2 separate regions of the Homo sapiens genome follow, and region 1 is linked to region 2. A link is a contact called in ENCODE POLR2A ChIA-PET data. All regions are on one chromosome and are shown on one strand. The core of a region is the stretch at or near the end of the contact, and the rest is flanking DNA. Distances in the headings are between cores, read along the strand shown. Region 1 holds the start of H4C3 (H4 clustered histone 3). Region 2 holds the start of LINC02828 (long intergenic non-protein coding RNA 2828).

Region 1 (3,059 bases), core at 282-2,781, 1.4 Mb after region 2:
ACCTCTGGTTAAAATGAAGATGGCACTTGGCGAGATGTGTTCCAGGGTAGTTCACATGATGTATGTTTTCAGAGAATTGTCATATTGCATATGCTGCTATATTTTTTATTTTCATGAATTAAAAGGCATGTTGAGATTTCAGAGTTTTACTTATGATCTCAGACTCTGCATTTTTTCTCTGTAATGTTTGACATTTCTTCCTAGCTAAGTCTCTAGTTATAAGGTCTGTGTTGTGGCATGTGGACAGTGAGTGGAAGAACCTAAGAACTCAATTTGGGGCAGAAGAATGTAATCAATTATTTCAGAAGTGATACAAACAATATGACATGTAGAGCATTCTGGCCTTTCCTGGGTCTTTTTTCTCCATTCCTGGATTTCTTCTCTTCATGTGAGCAAGTCTGAGGTTACTATATAATGTCTCTCACAGGCCACAGCCCCATTCTAAATATTCCCAATAGAAATTCATTTATTAACCAGAGAGTGGTGGGTGGGGTTGTTTTTGTTTTTTAAACAAAAGTGGATCTTATGGGCATTCTGGAAAGCTCCCGCAGGAAGCTAAGAATAAAATTTTGAATTGAGAAGTCCCTTTCTTCAAACCACATTCAGACCCAATTCTGCTATTCTATTTATTTTTCAAGGGGATTAGCCTTATTTTAACACCAATAATCTTATCACAAAAACCTCCCAGAGGAAGACCCTGTAGATTTTGTAATGACCTTAATCAAGTATTAGCCCTACACTTCAATTAATCCCCAACTGTACAAAACGAATGTTCTTTTCTCTAAAGCTGTAGCAAGTTGAAAGGGGATTAAAAACGGAGGGAAGGGAAGAGTGTTTGGAATTTCAGGCACAGCAAACAGGCACAGCAGACCAGGAAGAGCGTCCCGGGAAAACATATTATCCAGACTTAAGTTTATATTCCCTGTCTCTCTCAGACTTTTGCAGAAAAATGAGTCATTCAACAAATATTTGAATCGAGATAGGGAAAGTGACGAGGAAGAAGTTTGCACTTATGAGGTTTTAATTTGCAATTATTTGGCTACCTTTTTGCCTTCCCAAAACATAGGGTCTTTAGGAGTGAAACTTCATAGCCAAACTTATACCTTGTCCAGCACAGAGAAGGCCATCAAAATGCCTGGTTTAAATAAAAATATTAAAATGATTGGGAGGGTAAATCCCTTGACCTATAAATCTGACCTCCTTTAAACATTATTTGTATGTTCCCCAATAAACTATTCCGTAATTTATTAGTTAGCAAGTGGAAATAAAAAGAAATGTGGAATGGGGCTATGCTTAGCGTCATTAAGCTGACAGGAATACAGCGCATTCAACTTGCAAACACCCTTCCACTCCCACAAAGAGCAAGCTGTCACTGGCCAATCAAAACAATGAACCATAATGAAACAGTTTTTCTTGCTCCACCCACTTGGTGACCAAATTTGAAAAAAAAAAAAAACCGCGCCAACTCATGTTGTTTTCAATCAGGTCCGCCAAGTTTGTATTTAAGGAACTGTTTCAGTTCATACCTTCCACTGCGATAGGAATCATGTCTGGTCGCGGCAAAGGCGGAAAAGGCTTGGGGAAGGGTGGTGCTAAGCGCCATCGTAAGGTGCTCCGGGATAACATCCAGGGCATTACAAAACCGGCTATTCGCCGTTTGGCTCGGCGCGGTGGCGTCAAGCGCATTTCCGGTCTTATCTATGAGGAGACTCGAGGTGTGCTTAAGGTTTTCTTAGAGAACGTTATTCGAGACGCCGTCACCTATACGGAGCACGCCAAGCGCAAAACTGTCACAGCCATGGATGTAGTATATGCCCTAAAACGTCAGGGGCGCACTCTGTATGGCTTCGGCGGCTGAATCTAAGAATACGCGGTCTCCTGAGAACTTCAAAAAACAAAAACAAAAAAACCCAAAGGCCCTTTTCAGGGCCGCTCACAAAGTCGTTTAAAGAGCTGAAATGCGTTGCGAGAATGAGTTTGGATGACAGAAATAACCGTGACATCCTGCATAAGAATGAATTGTGTTTGCCATGACCGGCCACACTGTGACAAAATTTCAAAGCATAAAGTAGGCATAGAGAGGTAAGCGCTAATAAAGTGATTGGCTCCACAAAAAGCATTTTGCTGGGCGCAGTGGCTCACGACTGTAATCCCAGCACTTTGGGAGGCCAAAGCTAGTGTATCACTTGAGATCAAGAATCCGAGACCAGCCTGGCCAAAATGGTGAAACCCCCTCTACCAAAAAAAATACAAAACTTAGCCGGGCGTGGTGGTCTGCACCTGTAGGCCCAGCTAGCCCGGAAGCAGAGATTGCAGTGAGCCGAGATCGCGCCACTCCCCTCCAGCCTGGGAGACAGAGAGAGACTCCTCAAAAAAAAAAAAAAAAAAAAAAAAAAAAATTATGTATTTTAGAGCATTCTAAGAATGGTACTTTGGACTTAACCGAAGGGCTGGAGGCGCGTGTTGAACAAAGGTTATCACCTTTTGGCTCATGCGGCACACAGCTATGTAAATAAAGCATCTTTAGGGACAAGCTCTCATTTGCGGAGGGTTCTATGGCTGTTGTCCTATTGGCCAAAACAAAGTGGTCTAAGTCCGGGCGCGGTGGCTCACGCCTGTATTCCCAGCAGTTTGGTAGGCCAAGGTGGGTGGATCACGAGGTCTGGCGTTCAAGACCAGCCTGGCCAAGATGGTGAAACCCCGTCTACTAAAAATACAAAAATTAGCCGGGCGTGGTGGCGGGCACCTGTAATCCCAGCTACGTGGGAGGCTGAGCCAGAGAACTGCTTGAACCCAGGAGGCAGAGGTTGCAGTGAACCGAGATTGTGCCACTGCACTCTAGCCTGGGTGACAGAGCGAGGCTCCATCCAAAACAAAACAAAACAAAAAAGTGGTCTAATAATCCCCAGAACTGGAGGAAGAACCATAACTTATTGATTTTGTTTTTAACCTTATGTATGCCAGGCATGCTAGCCTTGTATACATACAAGGCTAGAGGAGCAAAGGTGCAGGAAGCCATCTTGAGGGAGTCCCATATTATTGAGAGACCGGCCAGCTGC
Region 2 (3,072 bases), core at 558-3,057:
GGTGCGAGTAACTGTTACGGACTGAATTGTGCCTCCCCAAAATTCATATATTGAAATCCTAATCCCTAGTATGCTTCAGAATGTGCCTGTATTTAGAGATAAGACCTTTAAAGAGATGATTAAGGTTAAAAAATTATTAGAGAGGTGAAAAAGTTATTAGAGTGGTCTCCAATCCAATATGATTAATGTCCTTATAAGAAAAGGGAGAGAAACCAGAAATACATGCACAAAAGAAAGGCCATTGCTGGGTACAGTGGTGCATGCCTGTAATCCCAACAACTTGAGAAGCTAAAGCAGGAGCATTGCTTGAGCTCGGGAGTCTGAGGCAGCAGAATGAGACCCTGCCTCTGGTGCAAAAAATAAAATAAAATAAAAGCCATGTGAGGACCCACCAAGAAGATGGCCATCTGCAAGCCAAGGAGAGAGAGTTCAGGAGAAACCAAACCTGCCAGAATCTTGATCTTGGACTTCTGACCCAGAGAACTGTGAGAAAATAAATTTCTGTTGTTTTAGCTATCCAGTCTGTGGTGTTTTGTTATGGCAGCCTGAGCAGACTAAGACAGTGACTAAGAAAGTGACCATGCCATGACCACAGGCAGGAAAGTGGGAAAGGGAGCTAGTTTGAGAAGGGAGGTGATTTTGAATTGCAGCACCAGCCAGGCATAGTGGTTCATGCCTATAACCCCAGCACTTTGGAAAGCCAAGCCTAGAGCCCAGCCATGGGAGGTTTGCCTGAACCCAGGAGTTCAAGACCAGCCTGGGCAATATAGTGAGATGCCATCTCTACAAAAAACTCATAAATTATCTGGGCATGGTGGCTTGCATCTGTAGTCCCAGCTACTTGGGAAGCTGAGGCAGAAGGATTGCTTGAGCCCAGGAGCTTCAGGCTACAGTTATCTATCACAGCAGCACTGCACTCCAGTCTGGGTGACAGACTGAGACCTCATCTCAAAAATAAATATGTAAATAAGGCCAGGCATGGTGGCTCATGGCTGTAATCCCAGCACTTTGGCAGGCCAAGGCAGGCAGATTACTTTAGGTCAGGAGTTCAAGACTAGCTTGGCCAACATGGCAAAACCCCATCTCTACTAAAAATACAAAAAAATTAGCTTGGTGTGGTGGTGCACGCCTGTAATCCCAGCTACTCAGGAGACTGAGGTGGGAGGATCATTTGAGCCTGGGAGGCAGAGGTTGCAGTGAGCTGATATCTGACCACTGCCCTCCAGCCTGGGCTACAGTGTGAGACTCTGTCTCAAAAAATAAAAAATTAAAATAAATAAATAAATACATATATACATAAAATAAAATTTAAAATTGCAGCCCCAGTGAAATATGGCGGCTCACGCCTGTAATCCCAGCACTTTGGAAGGCCAAGGAGGGCAGATTACCTGCAGTCAGGAGTTCGAGACCACCTGGCCAACATGGTAAAACCCCATCTCTACTAAAAATACAAAAATTAGCCAGGCATGGTGGCACATGCCTGTAATTCCAGCTACTCGGGAGGCTGAGGAAGGAGAATTGCTTGAACCTGGGAGGCAGAGGTTGCAGTGAGCTGAGACAGAGCCACTGCACTCCAGCCTGGGAAACAGAGCAAGACTCCATCTCAAAAAAAAAAAAAAAAAAGAAAAGAAAGAAAGAAAGAAAGAAAAGAAAAAGAAAACAGAACAGGCCTTTTTAACCGCAGAGGTAATGGCTACAGGGAAGATAATGTGACTTTGGAGTGAAAGGATAGAGAGAATAGGGAGCAAGGGAATACGTAGCAAAGGAATGGCAAGAGAAATAAAAGGCAATAAAAAGGGAAGGAACTGCTAGCAAATAGGACAGAAGCCAAGGAAGCCGAACATTTGAGGTATGAGAAATCTTTTTTTTTTCTTTTTAATGCTGTAGAGAGAAACAGAGAAAGAAAAACCAGAAAAGAATAATGGATTTAACTAAAAAGAGGTCTTTGTTGACCTTTTAGAAAACAGTTTCAGTGTTGCTGGGAGGATGGAAACCGCATTGCCAAGTATGCAGTAGATGAGATTGTGGATAGAGAACAAATGCAACCCCAAGGCATTTACCATCCATTTAAGAGCTTAGGTAGCCCACAGAAAGTGTGCTGGGGGCTGGGCATGACTATCCACGGAGACCTGTTGTAGCGTTGAAGGTAAATGGGGAAGGAACCAATGAAGTGGGAGAATAAAGGAAGACCAAGTAGAAGTGAAGTCCTCTGAAGGTTTGCCTAGGATGGTTGGGAACACCTTAGATGAATTTATTTTAGAAAGGAGGGGGATAAGACTCCCAGAGAGGGAGGAGGCAAGGTGGAGAGATGGCGTACCAATACACAGAAGTAGAAATTAGAATAATTGTAGGAGCTTGAGACTTGGTAGTGGCATACACAAGAAATTCATTGAATGTGAAGTAAGGGAATGGAAGGAAAGCTTGAGGAGAGAAAGAAAACCCATTGGTAAGATTATGAATTTCATACAGGCAAAAATTCATAAGAATTTCATACGAATTCGGTAAAAGATACCAAGCAATAGTAATACTTATTCACTAACAAAAGCTCAAGCATCTGTAAAACAAAAGAAATAACAAAGAACTAAAGACAATCTGGGCCGTTTACGAAATCCATGTGTGTGACCTTAAAGAAGCTCTTTCCCGAATCATTTTCTGTTGTTGCATTGCTGTTTCCAGAGTTCTGGAATTCTATGCCACAAGCTGAACATTAAGGTCATTGATATCATCTGAAGCCAGGAAGAGTCTCTGCTAGGAAGACTTTTAGCACAAAATCAACTATTCTCTGCTCCAAGTAAAATGTCTAAACTGTCTGCAAAGGCAAATGGCTAAAAGCTTTGACAGGAATACTTCGTTAAGTGAGATTAGTCATGACCTCTTAGTAATATAAGCCTGAAGAAAGAAATGAAAGTTGGAAGTAAAGATATGAGTCATGCTGCAACTTGGTAGCTGGCATTCATTCAGGAGCTCAACAATGTCAGCAGATCTTAGGCTCCTTCCTTCTGCTCTGCCAGTCCTTATTCTTGTTAACTCATAAATTCAAAATGGCTGCCACAGCTCCCAACATCACAGTTC

The links. ChIA-PET counts read pairs that join two places held with the same protein, here RNA polymerase II (POLR2A).
Region 1: POLR2A ChIA-PET joins it to region 2 with 5 read pairs in GM12878. The contact joins the promoter of H4C3 here to the promoter of LINC02828 in region 2. POLR2A ChIA-PET finds 5 or more read pairs at or near these places in 3 of 52 experiments (GM12878, activated CD8-positive, alpha-beta memory T cell and activated T-cell).

The regions. Positions count from the first base shown.
Region 1 is chr6:26,102,402-26,105,460 of GRCh38, forward strand. It overlaps H4C3 (H4 clustered histone 3), which reads left to right and starts at 1,532. Exons shown (of 1, transcript NM_003542.4): 1 at 1,532-1,936. The coding sequence starts at 1,547. The coding sequence ends at 1,858. RefSeq lists enhancers at 1,070-1,179, 1,204-1,894.
Region 2 is chr6:24,740,498-24,743,569 of GRCh38, forward strand. It overlaps LINC02828 (long intergenic non-protein coding RNA 2828), which reads left to right and starts at 1,808. Exons shown (of 3, transcript NR_183315.1): 1 at 1,808-1,849. RefSeq lists an enhancer at 3,028-3,072.